3 separate regions of the Homo sapiens genome follow, and all the other regions are linked to region 3. The links are chromatin contacts, found by Hi-C in ENCODE. All regions are on one chromosome and are shown on one strand. Each heading gives the region's core, a stretch centred on a gene start or an enhancer-like site at or near the end of the contact. The rest is flanking DNA. Distances are from core to core; before and after follow the strand shown. Region 1 holds the start of SFSWAP (splicing factor SWAP). Region 2 holds the start of STX2 (syntaxin 2). Region 3 holds the start of SLC15A4 (solute carrier family 15 member 4).

What was found. Hi-C counts contacts between places; a loop is a spot of excess contacts on that map. Pooled maps may share reads with other maps.
Region 1: a loop to region 3 is called in a pooled map, with 4 times the contacts of the local background. The contact joins the promoter of SFSWAP here to the promoter of SLC15A4 in region 3. A Hi-C loop is called at or near these places in 10 of 50 pooled maps.
Region 2: a map of IMR-90 shows a loop between it and region 3 (12-fold over the local background). The contact joins the promoter of STX2 here to the promoter of SLC15A4 in region 3. A Hi-C loop is called at or near these places in 1 of 168 maps with a recorded cell type or tissue (IMR-90), 1 of 37 single-sample maps with no recorded cell type and 8 of 50 pooled maps.

Annotation. Positions count from the first base shown.
Region 1 is chr12:131,708,116-131,712,574 of GRCh38, reverse strand. SFSWAP (splicing factor SWAP) reads right to left here and starts at 1,485. Exons shown (of 18, transcript NM_004592.4): 1 at 1,128-1,485. The coding sequence starts at 1,345. RefSeq lists enhancers at 1,251-1,320, 1,411-1,700, 1,841-1,930.
Region 2 is chr12:130,835,868-130,840,594 of GRCh38, reverse strand. It overlaps STX2 (syntaxin 2), which reads left to right and starts at 1,345. Exons shown (of 11, transcript NM_194356.4): 1 at 1,345-1,525. The coding sequence starts at 1,496. RefSeq lists silencers at 1,142-1,651, 1,722-1,781.
Region 3 is chr12:128,821,095-128,825,414 of GRCh38, reverse strand. SLC15A4 (solute carrier family 15 member 4) reads left to right here and starts at 1,457. Exons shown (of 8, transcript NM_145648.4): 1 at 1,457-2,017. The coding sequence starts at 1,472. It overlaps LOC124903083 (a long non-coding RNA gene), which reads right to left and starts at 1,471. Exons shown (of 2, transcript XR_007063602.1): 1 at 1-1,471. RefSeq lists enhancers at 1,547-1,706, 3,187-3,266, 3,327-3,446.

The sequences.
Region 1 (4,459 bases), core at 236-2,735, 2.9 Mb before region 3:
GTCATCCCTACAGTCATGCTCCAGGGCTATGAAGAATCCAGTTTTAATGGTCTCAAACGATGGGCTTTCTTCACGTGGAGAGACTATTCCACAGTTTAATGGTTGGTCATGGTTAGCTTTTCAGTCCGGGCCCCAGAAGTAGCCGAACAGGCAAAAAAGAAAAAAAACCACCCCACAACAACCCCAAAACCCAGAGACGAGGGGAAGGGGGATTGAAAAAATGGGAAGAAAGAGGGGAGCAAACCACCTACATCATGTAATGTTATCCTTTTCAAATCAAACGCCTTTAGAAATCCCTAATCCCAGGCCCCCACTGCCCATAATCGCTAGACACCCTCGAGTGACGACCTAAAGCAGGTTTGATTTGAAAAGAAACAACACATCTATATCCCAGCTCCACCCTTCAGTCTTAAGAGACAGTGAAACCAGCCCTAAGAACACTATCTCTTCCAAGAGCAAGGCCAGGGTCCGCACGAAGTCAAGTGGCCACCAACTGACGGGCAACTTTGCTCACTACCTCAATCTGTCAAACTCGTCGGATTATCACCGGGAAATCAAACGTCATGCCGGCAAAGTACGGGCGCTCCACTGAGGGCTCTGGGGGCATAACAGGTTAAGGCTAACTCACAGGTCCAAGAGACACTTCTAGCCACTGTCTCAGTGAGCGGCGGTTCGGAAGAATAAAGGCACGCCTCCCAGGGTACCCTCCCAGTACACCGAGCAGTGAGAGCGCGGCAAGTAGAAAAGCAGCGCACGACCCCATGGCATCGCCGGGCGGCAGGCCCAGGTGCACTCAGGAAAAGACCCTGGGCACTGGCTGCTTTCACCGCGCGGAATCGCCAACTGCAGCCCAGCGACAGGGTGAGGGGTCGAGAGGGGCTGCGGGACCAGAGACGATCCCTCCGGAGACGGACGCGGCACGCAATTCCAGCCAGTGCCTTAGGGCAGGTTTCACCGTCCCCCTCCCCACCAGAACACCAGGAGGAGGTGGGGACAGGGGAGGGGGTGTCCCCCAGATCCCCGCTGGCTCCAGAAAACTCTCTGCAGTCCTTGCAGTCAAGTCAACATCAGACGAGATCAAGCGGGTGAGGGAAGGGAAGGATCGACGGGTGGGGAGAGGAACCGACCTGTCGATGAGGATCTTGTGGTCCCCCATCCAGGGGATGAGGTGCTGTCCCTGTTCCTGAGCCAGGGCCCGCTCGTCGTCCCGGAACAGCTTGCAGGCATAGCCGAAAACCAAGAGCTCCACTCGGCTGCCCCCACCGCCGGCACCGCCTGGCCCGGCCTCCTCCTTCGCGCCGCTTTTCCTCTCGGGTTTGGCGCGGCCCCCGCTCGCGCCGTACATGACAGCGTCCCCGGCGTCCAGGCTGGTCCTCTTCTGTGCCGCGCGACGTCCCTGATACCTCCACTTGGCCTACCCCTTCAGTCAAAGACCCCGCATCCCGTACCCAACCTCAACACCGCCGCCATAGCGGGCCACAAAATGGTGGAGGGGCAGCTTCCGGCAGGAGAGCCCGCATTTCCGGCGAGCGGACCGGCAGATTCGCCTAGGCTTGGAGCTCTTTTAGCCGCTAGGAAATATTTTGGCTTTAATTTTCGCATTCAGGTGTGCCGCCACAATAGGCGCTGCTGTATTCAGTGGAAAGTGCAATTTTAATGTCCGTTTTATCGGGCAGCCGTCAGGACGTGGCGAAAGCGCAGCGTGGGATCGCGCGCCGGCTTCCGCTGCGGCCAGTCGGGCGGCGACGGAGTCGGAGGGAGGGGCCCGGCGCGCTCTGGGCCTTGGGCGAGTCCTCGTGGGTGGCGGGTTGCTGCAGCCTGCCACATGTGTGGAGGCCTCGGGTCCACCCCGAGCCTCCGCGCCCCTCACCATGTCCGAGTCGCTGGGGCCGTGCGTGCTCTGCCCAGGGTGGCGATGTCCTTTTCCTTGGCCCCGTTTCCTTCTCCATCCCTAGGGGGACTTGGTCCCCGACCCGCCCACCTTTGAAGGTTTCCGAGGCAGCAGAGGCCCCTGCGCTGCAAATCACTCGCGGGTGGCGAGATTTCGGAAACCTGAGACCCTTGTCGCCGGGAGATGGTCTGGCGGGGCAGGGAGACCCCAGTCTGGAGACTGGCCACCTGGATACGGTGCAATTTTGCTTGGTGTGTTTCCTCCTGGGCCGCAGTTTTCCCATCGGTGGTTCCATTAGGATCTTTCGGTCCCTTTTAGCTCAGTAATTTCAGGTCAGACAAAGGGCCTGGAGTGCAAAATCTTAGGCTTTGGGATGGGATGGGATATCCCCATGTTTGCCCTTGAGTGGAAAACGATGACAGATCGTCTCCTTTCTGGGCCTCAGATCCCCTCTCCATAAAAATGGAATCTTTCTACCAGTGATGTTGAAATGAGATAATGTATATGAACCTTTAACTGATTTTTGGAAATTAAGAAACAGGCAGTTCCCACCAAACGTCTTTTGTTGTGGTTTCCCCTGACTGGGTCATGCTTCTGTCTTCATTTGCCAGGCTCCTTACCCAAGTTTAACTCAGTCATCCATTTCTCCACCTGGCCTTATGTGTCTACGTTGTCTGGAGTTTCCCCTCACTGGTGGCTAACTTGTGCCTTCCGATTTGTCTGTGTACCTCTCATCACCACCTTAGGTTACATCCTGTGTTCAGCATCCCACCAGAATTAGCTTTAAGAGATCAGGGACATTGTTGGGGTCACCTTAGCATCCTCAGCACCTAGAATGGTGCTTAGCACACTGTGGGCCAAATACTGGTTAATACCTGTAGAATGAGCCGGGCCAGCAGCTGAGCATGCGTGGCCAGGCCATCATCTTCCTATCTAACTCTACAAGACTGCTCTGCCACTGCTGAGGAAGATGTATGTGTCATGGTTACTTGATAAAAACACTGTTGTTTGCCCCCAGGCATTTACTAGTTTGTTTCGGTGCTGGGCTCCCTTCAAGCTTTCCCTTGGGTTCAGGTGTGGGGTGCTAAAGCAAATAAGGAGGCCATTAGCTTGAGATCAACTCTGTAACACCAGCTCCTATGCAAGCAAACCAAAACCCAATCAAGTAATTTTTCTGCTTCCGTGTTGGGTCTATAAAAGCTTGCTGCTCATGCTGCTGAGTGGAACTCTCTGAACCTCTTCTGCTTCTGCATGCTGCCTGATTCATGAATTGTTTTCTTGCTCGAATAAACTCGAATTTGTTTTGTGTAAAGTTTCTCTTTTAACAGTTCTGGTGTCAGAAATGGGATCTGAAGGCCCCCCTATTCCCTCAATGATGACCTCTGGGAACAGTGACTAAACAGATGCAGGTGCTTCATTGTGCAGGACAGTTCTCTGTATAGCCTTGGGCCTACCCACTTCTCCCTCCTTTTCCTTTGTAGTTTTCAAGAGTAACTGCATAACGAGCTGGGATGCAACATCCTGAGATAGGGAGGGACTGGCTGAAGTAGCCCAGGCTCTGTTCCAGTTCTCCCCTAGAAATAGAAGGTCCTTCAACACTTTAGCCCAGTGATTCATGTGACATGTGGTATGTAATCTGGGTGGGCTGCTCTTCGGGATCTCTTATCTGTGGTGTAAGTGAGGAATACGCAGTAGAGATTTCATCCACCTGGGCAACTTTCTGAGCTTTGGGGGGATTGGCTCACAGTGAGTCCTAGTCTTCGTCTCCTACCACCTGTCTATAGGTAATAAATGCACTACATGTAAATTGTTGCTTATGAGAATTCAGAACAGGTTGGTAACCAGTGCCCGTGGGCCTGCTTCACACACTGAGCCATTTGTGCTCAGGGCTTCTCACTGCACATTTGGAGGCCGCCACTTGTAGGCCCTGCTTGGATACAAACTCTACAACTTGTGTCAAATTCTTAAAGTTTATTTGAGCATTTTTGATCTGAGCTGGGTCCAGAAGTTACAACAGAAACTGGGACTGGATCCAGTACAAGGCCTATGGGAGCAGGACTGAGTCCAGTAGGAGGCTTATGGTAGGAAAGGGTATGAGAATACAGGGAATGATGCCTTCATTTGGATCCAAGGAGTCTGAAACTCCTCCACCTGGAACTCCAGCCAATTTCATGTATAAGAACCTATGAACCCAGAGTCTGCACTTTTCCAGAGAAATGGGTGAACCTACCAAAGGTAATCTAAGAGTTAACAGTGGTCAAAGTGAGGAAGTTTTAACCTAGATAAAATTGTTCACTTGCAAGACATTAGAAAAGAAAGGATATTTGCAGGACTAGGTCTGAAAGGAATAAAATAAAATATTAAGAAAGGACAAAAAACACCTCAGAAACAAAAGGATGTATTTTGATTGACATGCAGAGGCTTCTAAAAGGTTAAATGAACCAAAAATTGCCTTTCTAAATGACTTCTTACAAAAAGCAAATGAAAAACTTAAGCAGCTAATTTATGAGAAAAAAAATTGTATTTTGATGTATTGAACTCACTGTACATTCTATCTTTCTATCCTTC
Region 2 (4,727 bases), core at 96-2,595, 2.0 Mb before region 3:
GGGATTACAGGTGCCCGCCACCACACTCACCTGGACAACTGGCTGTCAAGACCTTCCATCGGGTAACAGAACCACATCACACCTAGAACCAAGTCCAAAACGTCCTGTTTTTTAATGTGTAGCCTGTTGCTCTCAAGCAGATTTCTTAGCGCTGCCTTCTGGTCAGACCAAAGCCACCTCCTCCAGGAGGCAGTAAAGACTTTAACCTTGTTTAAAAACAAATCTGGCCTTGCCTTCTCCTCCTGGAAGGCAATCTTTGTTTGCCTGGGAGTCTTCGGCTAGCCAGAGAGTAACAGTGTGATTTATGGTGGGGGCTTAGGGTTACATGGATATCACTTAACCAAGAGGCTGAGATCAAGCATGAAAGCAATCAAACAATCAATCAATCATGCACATGCAATGGAGCCCAGTAAACGTTCTGCACACTGTGGCTCAAGTGAGCTTCCCTGGCTGGCAGTACTTCGTGTGTAAGGCCACACATCAGTGCAGGGCAAGTAATGAGGCCTGACTACACAGGGAGAGGACCACGGGAGGACCTTGAAGCTGCACGCCGTAATCCCCAGACTCCCCCTCTGCCCTTCTTCCTTGGCTGATGTTAATCCGTATCATTTTCCTGCTAAGAAACCATAGTTGTGAGTACAGTAGTTTTTAGTGTATTCTGTGATTCCTTCTAGCAAATTATGGAACTTGAAGGTGGTTTTGGAAACCGCCAGAATTTGCCGTTGGTGTCAGAGGTGATAATGGTCTTGGGGACTGTTCCCCCAACCTGGGTAGTTCACCTAAGCTCCTGCACCTTCATGACGACCTCTCTGCCAGTTCCGTGCCCATGCCCTTACTTTCTTTTCTCATCTATCATTTATTTGTCTGTGTCTGTATTGCCTGTTTCTCCTGCCAGAATGGTATCCCAGGGCTGGGCCTGCGGACGCTCTTCCCGTTACCGCCCCCTGCCGTGTTATGCTCCGTAAGCATCATGTGTGGTACACGATCTCTTCTCCTTCATTCACACCCGAGGCTGCGCGTGGACCCTTAAAGAGAAGGTTCGGCATATGTATTACCCAAAGCTGCACCCAGCACATTCCGGGAGCTTTGCTCTTTTGTCACTATTCGTTGAATGCTCTATATTTTGATAAATAAAACAATGAGTGTGAAAGCATAAAAGCAGATCAAGGGACAAACAGCACGTGTAGCGGAACTGCCAGCCTGGGGCTCGGCCGGACCCCGCCCCTCCCCGCCTAGGCCCCGCCCCCAGGCCCCGCCCCTCCGGGCTCCCGCTGGAAAGCGCTGCCGCCGTGTGGGTGGGTGCGGGGCGCGGCGCGGGCCGGGCATGCGCAGAGCGCGCGGGGCGCGGTTGCCGTGGCAGCGCCGGCTCCAGGGAGGGCTGCTGGCGCCGGGCCGGGACCGCGGGGCCTGAGGCGGAGACCGGAGAGCCCGAGGCCCGGCCGGAGGCAGCTCGGGACAGGCTTGAGCGGCGGGGCGCGCTGCCCGGCCGGCGGGGATGCGGGACCGGCTGCCAGACCTGACGGCGGTGAGCGGCAGCCGCGGGTAGCGGTTCAGGCCCGGCCGGGGCGGCGTCTGGAGGGCGGGCGGGGGCTCGGGGCGTCTTGGGCGGGGCTCCGGGAGGGTCCCCAGGGCGGGGATCTCCGGCGTTCTGGGGCGGGGGCTGCGGGCAGGGTCTCAGGGAGTCCTGAGCGGGGACTGCTGGTGGGGTCCCCAGGGCGGGGGTCCCGGGAGTCCTAGGGTGGGGGCTCCGGGCGGGGTCCCCAGGGCTTCCTGGGCGGAGTCCTCAGGGCGGGTTGGGGCAGGAGGAGGGAGCGGGGAAGGTCCCGGCCTCGACCCCCTCTTCGAGCGTGGCTCCCTGTCCGTCACTCCGCTTGGCGGATTGTATCTGGCGCTTACCCAGCCGGAGCCCACTGGCCTAACTGTGGTCCGCCCCACGGGGTCCCCGCAGCTGGCGTCAGCCCCGGGGAGCAGGCCGGGTCCTCTTGGTCGCTGCTTTATCCCTGGGGCTTCACAAAGGACTGTGCACCAAGCGGGAGGCAACAGATGGGTGTGAAATGTGGGCACCTTAGAGTGCTGGGTGCTTGGGGTGGGGCGAGCGCGAACAGCAGCTTGTGTCTGATCTCCCAGTAGTTTGCTTTGGAAACTGGGACCGTGTGTTGACTCTGAACGCACCTTACGCGCCCAGCAGCCGGGCACACAGCAAGTTACTGTTTACTTTAGCAAGGGAAAAGCAGGTCACTAAAAATTTTGGAAGGATTTCGATGCATTCTACACGTGTAAAGGTGACAGGACTGTGCATGGTGCAGTGACAGCGGAATGATAGTGATGGTCGTGCACTTTCCAAGCTTGTCTAACCCAGGACGGCTTAGGCCAGCAGAAGTAGTTATGACTTTTTCCCTTTACAATACAGGTACTAATTCATGCTACGTGTGTGCACAGATAGAGCCTCTGGTCTCTAAATTGTTGGCAGCCTCAGAACAGGGGTGCTAAGGCCCACAGCCCTACGACACCCACTGCATGTAATGAATTATTCTCTCTCCTCTGCTGCTAGAATGGAGCTGTTATGTACCCCCGAGTGGGAGAATAGAGAAAAGAGCCACTTAAATCATTATCTGTGTTCTGTGGTTCAGATGAGGAGCTCTGGTTGAGAAAGGCAATGATTTCATCCTTAGGATCATGGAAATTATGCTTTATATTCATTCCAAGGAAGTTTCTTCACGGTGATTTTTCCTTTTTTATTAATGGACAAATATTCCCTGTGTTCCGCAGATCAATATCATCTTAAACACAGCAAATTATAGTTGTGTTGTCTTGCCCGATGGATTATCTTTCAGTGCCGTGTAGTAGGAGCTCAGGTATTTATTTAATGAAGAAAAGCTGTGGCTCACTCCTGTAATCCCAGCAGTCTGGGAGATCAGGGTGGGGGCATCACTTGAGCCCAGGTATTGGAGACCAGCTTGGGCAACACAGGGAGACACTGTTTCTCGAAAAAAATTAAAAAATTAGCAGGAGGCCAGTCGCAGTGGCTCATGCCTGTAATCCCAGCACTTTGGGAGGCCGAGTTGGGTGGACCACTTGAGGTCAGGAGTTGGAGACTAGCCTGGCCAACATGGCAAAACCCCGTTTCTACTAAAATAGCCGGATGTCATGGCGCACACCTGTAGTCCCAGCTACTCTGGAGGCTGCGGCAGGAGCATCGCTTGAATCCAGGAGGCGGAGGTTGCAGAAAGCCGAGATTGTGCCACTGTACTCCAGTCTGGGCAACAGAAAGAGACTCTGTTTCAGAAAAACCAACAAAACAAAGCACGCACAAAAAAACTATCCAGGTGTGACTCGCACCTGTAGTCCTTGGTACTCAGGAGGCTAAGCTAGGAGGATTCCTTGAGCCCAGGAGATAGAGGCTGCAGTGAGCCATGATTGTGCCATGCCACTGCACTCCCGCCTGGGTGACAGAGTGAGACATTGTCTCATAAAAAAAAAAAAAAAAAGCTCAATGTCATTGAACGTGAGAGCTGTGACTATTTTGGCAAAATACAGCCAAATTTATATGTTGGGGAATCGTGAGAAAGTACGTTTTCTTGGCTTGAATAGCAAAAAGCAAATAAGGCAATTATTTGTCACTCAGTTTCTATATATCCAAACCCTTCCTGAAACAGTAGAACATGTCAATCAGTTTTGTTCTAGAACGGCAGAGCTAGAAGTCAGCTCATCTACTTCAATACCATCCTGCTTTAGACACAGCAGCTGAGCAGTCAGAGAGTATATCCGTGGAAGTTTCCACTCATGGAGTTTCTCATCTTGGGCAAATAATTTTTAAATCTCTCAAAACTTTTTCTTGTACGTGAAATGGGGACAGTGGTATCTCTCTTGTCCACCTCATAGAGGGAGTTATGAAGCATAAAATTATCTAATGTGTGAAGCTCTGGGAGAAGGTGGGAGGGAGCAAGTGCTATGTAATTATAAGTGTGATTAATGTTTACCAGATTTTTTGTTTTTAGGGAGTTATAAAAAGCAGCCTTCTGGCTGGGCACAGTGGCTTTCACTTGTAGTCCCAGCACTTTGGGAGGCTGAGGTGGGCAGATCATTTGAGCTCAGGAGTTCAAGACCAGCCTGGGCAACATGGCAAAACCCTGTCTTTACAAAAAACATACAAAAACTCAGCCAGGTGTAGTGGTGCATGCCTGTGGTTCCAGCTACTCAGGAGGCTGAGGTGGGAAGATTGCTTGAGTCCAGGAGGCGGAGGTTGCAGTGAGCCAAGATTTTGCCACTGCCCTCCAGCCTGGGCAACAGACAGATTGAGACCCTGTCTCAAAAAAAGAGAAAAGAACAACCTTCTCCCTAGTATAAAATAGTAAGTTAAAACTGAATTTGAAGTTTAATAACTTTTAATATTTAAAAACCCATCTTAAAGTTACCAGATACAAGTTTAATTCCCCTCCCCCGCCCCGCCCCAGGAAATGTGTCCTTTCCCAGTAGTTCTTAGAGTAGTTGAATGTGTACTCACAACCGTGCTTGTAAATGGCTGGTGTTTTTTTCTAGGTAAAGTTGAATATTTTGTTGGTTAAAATGCCTCATCAACAATGTCTGATTAACAAAGTATTTGTGATGCTTCCATGAAGTTTCTTTTCTTAGCTGCTGATGCTTGTTCCTGTGAAGAACGTGCCTCTGACAGTTACGTGGACAGGGCTTAAAGAGTAATCTGCTCAATACAATCTGTACTGACAGAT
Region 3 (4,320 bases), core at 208-2,707:
AGTAGCTGGGACTACAGGCGCCTGCCACCACGCCCAGCTAATTTTTGTATTTTTAGTAGAGACGGGGTTTCACCATGTTGGCCAGGATGGTATCGATCTCTTGACCTCGTGATCCGTCCGCCTCGGCCTCCCAAAGTGCTGGGATTGTAGACGTGAGCCACCATCCCAGGCCGGGGTCTCAATTTCTGAAGCCATGCTGAGGGCCATTTTTGGGCGGCACTCTTTCACTCCACTATGTGCCAGGCGCTGTCCCAGAGGCAGGGGGCACAGTGAGGAACAAAACACAAGAGAATCCTGCCATCAGGAAGCTTACACCTGTTAACACATGCAGGTTGGGGAGATAAACGAATAAATTAAAAAATGTAACAGGTAATAAGGAGAAAAGAGTAACATGATGGAATGGGATACTCGGGCCTTGGACAGGCTAGTGAAAAAAATGTTTCTCTGAAGTCAACACTTCGGTGGAAGGTTGAAGGATGAGAAGCCAGCCATGCAACCATAGATGGTGTAGGGGCAGTCTCTGGGAAAGCCTGAAACAGGCTGGAGCTTGCCTTGTTCTAAGCCAGTGAGTCTCAATGGGGGCGTATTTGCCCCCAGGAGTCCTTCGGCAAAGTCTAGAAGACATTTTCGGTTGTTAACCTGAGGTGCTAGGGGGTGGAACTGGCCCCTAGTGGATAGCAGAGGCCAAAGCTGCTGCTGAACATCGTGCAACGCACAGGACAGTCCCGTCGCTCAAAGTGCCAACGATGCACGGGTTGAGAAACCGGGTCCTCTCCAGGACTGAAGCCCAGGGCAGGGAGCACGGGGGCAGCCTGAGCAAACCCGCCTGGAGAGCAGCCGCCGTCTCAGTGTGAGTTTTGGCTGCCTACTGGGCCCCACCGAAGCCCGAAGAGGGCCAGGCTCCGGCTTCTTTGTTTAAACTCCCTTAGTCCGACTGCCTGCAGTGGCTCATGCACGTAATTCCAACACTATGGGAGGCTGAGACGTGAGGAACGCTTGATGCCAGGAGTTCGAGACCAACCTGAGCAACAAAGCGAGACCCCATTTCAAAAAACTGTTTAAAAATTAGCCACAGGCAGCGGCGAGCGCCTGCGGTCCCAGCTACCCGGGAGGCTGAGGTGGGAGGGCCGCTTGATCCTGGGAAGCTGAGGCTGCAGTGAGGCGTAACCGCATGACTGCGCTCCAGCCTGGGCGAGAGAGGGAAACCCTGTCTCAAAAAGGCAAACAAAGGCTCTCGGCCGCCAAGCTGCGGAATCCCAAGCTCCCCAAGACACGCAGTGATCCAGAATACCGGCCACCTCCTCGCCTAGTGCCCGGGGCGGGGCCGGAAGTTCCGGCGAGTGGGGCGTTGAGCAGCGGCGAGCCCGCCCAATAGGGACATCTCAGGCCCGGCAGTCTCGCGAGAAGGGCGGCGGCCCTGGGTTCTGGGACAGGTGACCCGGCGGCGGGGCGAGGCAGCTGGCGGCGTCGCATGGAGGGCTCTGGGGGCGGTGCGGGCGAGCGGGCGCCGCTGCTGGGCGCGCGGCGGGCGGCGGCGGCCGCGGCGGCGGCTGGGGCGTTCGCGGGCCGGCGCGCGGCGTGCGGGGCCGTGCTGCTGACGGAGCTGCTGGAGCGCGCCGCTTTCTACGGCATCACGTCCAACCTGGTGCTATTCCTGAACGGGGCGCCGTTCTGCTGGGAGGGCGCGCAGGCCAGCGAGGCGCTGCTGCTCTTCATGGGCCTCACCTACCTGGGCTCGCCGTTCGGAGGCTGGCTGGCCGACGCGCGGCTGGGCCGGGCGCGCGCCATCCTGCTGAGCCTGGCGCTCTACCTGCTGGGCATGCTGGCCTTCCCGCTGCTGGCCGCGCCCGCCACGCGAGCCGCGCTCTGCGGTTCCGCGCGCCTGCTCAACTGCACGGCGCCTGGTCCCGACGCCGCCGCCCGCTGCTGCTCACCGGCCACCTTCGCGGGGCTGGTGCTGGTGGGCCTGGGCGTGGCCACCGTCAAGGCCAACATCACGCCCTTCGGCGCCGACCAGGTGAGCCGCGCCCCCGCGCGCTGTCCCTGTCCCTGTCCAGCCCCTGCCCAGCCCCAGCCTCTTCCCCTGCCCCAGTCCCTGCCTCTGACCGCGGAGGGAGCCCCTTGCCCCGGGGGGCTTCTGTCTAGTGCCGAGGAATCCCGCCAGCAGGTGGGCCAAGACTGGAGGTACCGGTGTGATGGGTGCTGGAAGGGGTTTGCCTGGGGCGGGGTGAGGTCTACACACACAGTGATGGCCACAGTGGCTTTAAAGAAAAGAGAGGCCGGGCGCGGTGGCTCACGCCTGTAATTCCAGCACTTTGGGAGGCCGAGGCGGGAGGATCTCTTGAGCCCAGGACTTTGAGACCAGGTTGGGCAACACAGTGAGACCTCATCTCTACCAAAATTTAAAAATTTGCCCTCCGTGGAGGCGCACACCTGTAGTCCTAGCAGAGAAAGGAGGATTCCTTGAGCCTACGAGTTTCGGAGGCTGCAGTGAGCTAGGGTCACACCAGTGCACTCTAGCTTGGGTAACAGAGTGAGACCCCACCTCAAAAAAATAAATAAATAAAATTTAAAAAATACGCTGAGCGCAGTGGCTCACGCCTGTAATCCCAACACTTTGGGAGGCCGAGGTGGGTGGATCACCTAAGGTCAGGAGTTCGAGACCAGCCTGACCAGCCTGGCTAAAAATACAAAAATTAGCCGAGCGTGGTGGCGGGCACCTGTTCTCTCAGCTAGTCGGGAGGCTGAGGCAGGAGAATCGCTTGCACCCGGGAGGCAGAGGTGCGATGAGCCGAGATCGCGCCACTCCACTCCTCCAGCCTGAGCGACAGAGCGAGACTCTGTCTCCAAATAAAAATAAATAAATAAATAAAAAATAAATGAACGGGACCCTTCTATGTTCAGGCCCTGTAAGTTCAGACCAGAAGGCTAGGAAAGAGCAGTTGTTTGAGGAGCTTTCCAGACATGGGGATTCGCAGGTGCAGGGCCCTGGGCCAGGAAGCTGAGGGAAGGGGAAGCCCCCGTTGTTGCCTTAGCTTCCTTTACAAAGAAGTGGGAAAACACTCATATTGCGTCTTCGTGGCTTTAAAGGAGTTACGGGCTAGGTTGGGTCGGAAAGCTCAGATGAAAATGAGTTTGAATCAAGTTAGCATCAAGCTGCTCCCCTGCAACTGTAACTGCCAAGAAGTGAGGGAGGAACCACTGCAGCTCTTCAGGAGGGGCAAGGACGTGGCCACCAAGTATTATATGCAGAATAGGCCGCCTTTAAGAGCAATAGCAAAGTCAGATCGTTTCAGAAAATATAAAAAAAAGTGGGAAGTGAGGTGGAAGGCTGGGGCCGGATCATGTGAGGAGTGTTAAAGCGTTGGGGATACAGTCGAGAGCTTTACTGGGTTCCAGCAGGGAGTGATTTGTGCAGAGCAGGCACTACAGCTGGGGTAGCAGGTCAGGTCTGCTTCTTATTTTCTGAGGATTCACAAGCTAAGAATGGTTCTTAATATTTTCTTTCTTTCTTTTTTTTTTTTTTTTTTGAGGCGGAGTCTCGCTCTGTTGCCAGGTTGGAGTGCAGTGGCGCGATCTCAGCTCACTGCAACCTTCACCTCCTGAGTTCAAGCGATTCTCCTGCCTCGGCCTCCTGAGTAGTTGAGACTACACGTGCACGCCACTGTGCCCAGCTAACTTTTGTATTTCTAGTAGAGACGGGGTTTCACCGTGTTGGCCAGGATGGTCTTGATCTCTTGACCTTGTGATCTGCCTGCCTCGGCCTCCCAAAGTGCTGGGGTTACAGGCATGAGCCACGGCGCCCAGCTAGTTCTTACATTTTTAAGTGGTCGGAAACGGGATCATTTGTGACCAGTGAAAATTTTATGAAAATCAAATTTCAATCTCCATAAATAAAGCGTTATTGGAACATAGCCCCACCTGTTTCTGCAACACAGCCACTACACTGGGGCTGCTTTCACTAAGCAGTGGCAGAATTGAGTAACTGTGATGGAGACGAGATGTCTCATAGAACTCAAAATGTGAACTGCCTGCCCCTTCACAGAAGTGTGCGGATGCTTGTAGAGAATGGGTTGTGTAGGAAGTGGTGACATTAGGGACATGAGGTGGGAGTCTCTCCTAACTAGAGTGGAGGCAGTGGAGGTGGGTGAAGTGGATGGATGGAGTTCAGCTATGGAAGTAGAATGGGCAGGAAGTACTGGCAGGTTGTCTCCCTGTTTGTGTTCCTATGTAGGAATACCTGAGGCTCAGTCATCTATAATGGAAAGATGTTTCTTTGGTTTAGGGTTCTGCAGGCTGTACAAGAAGCAGGGCGCCAGC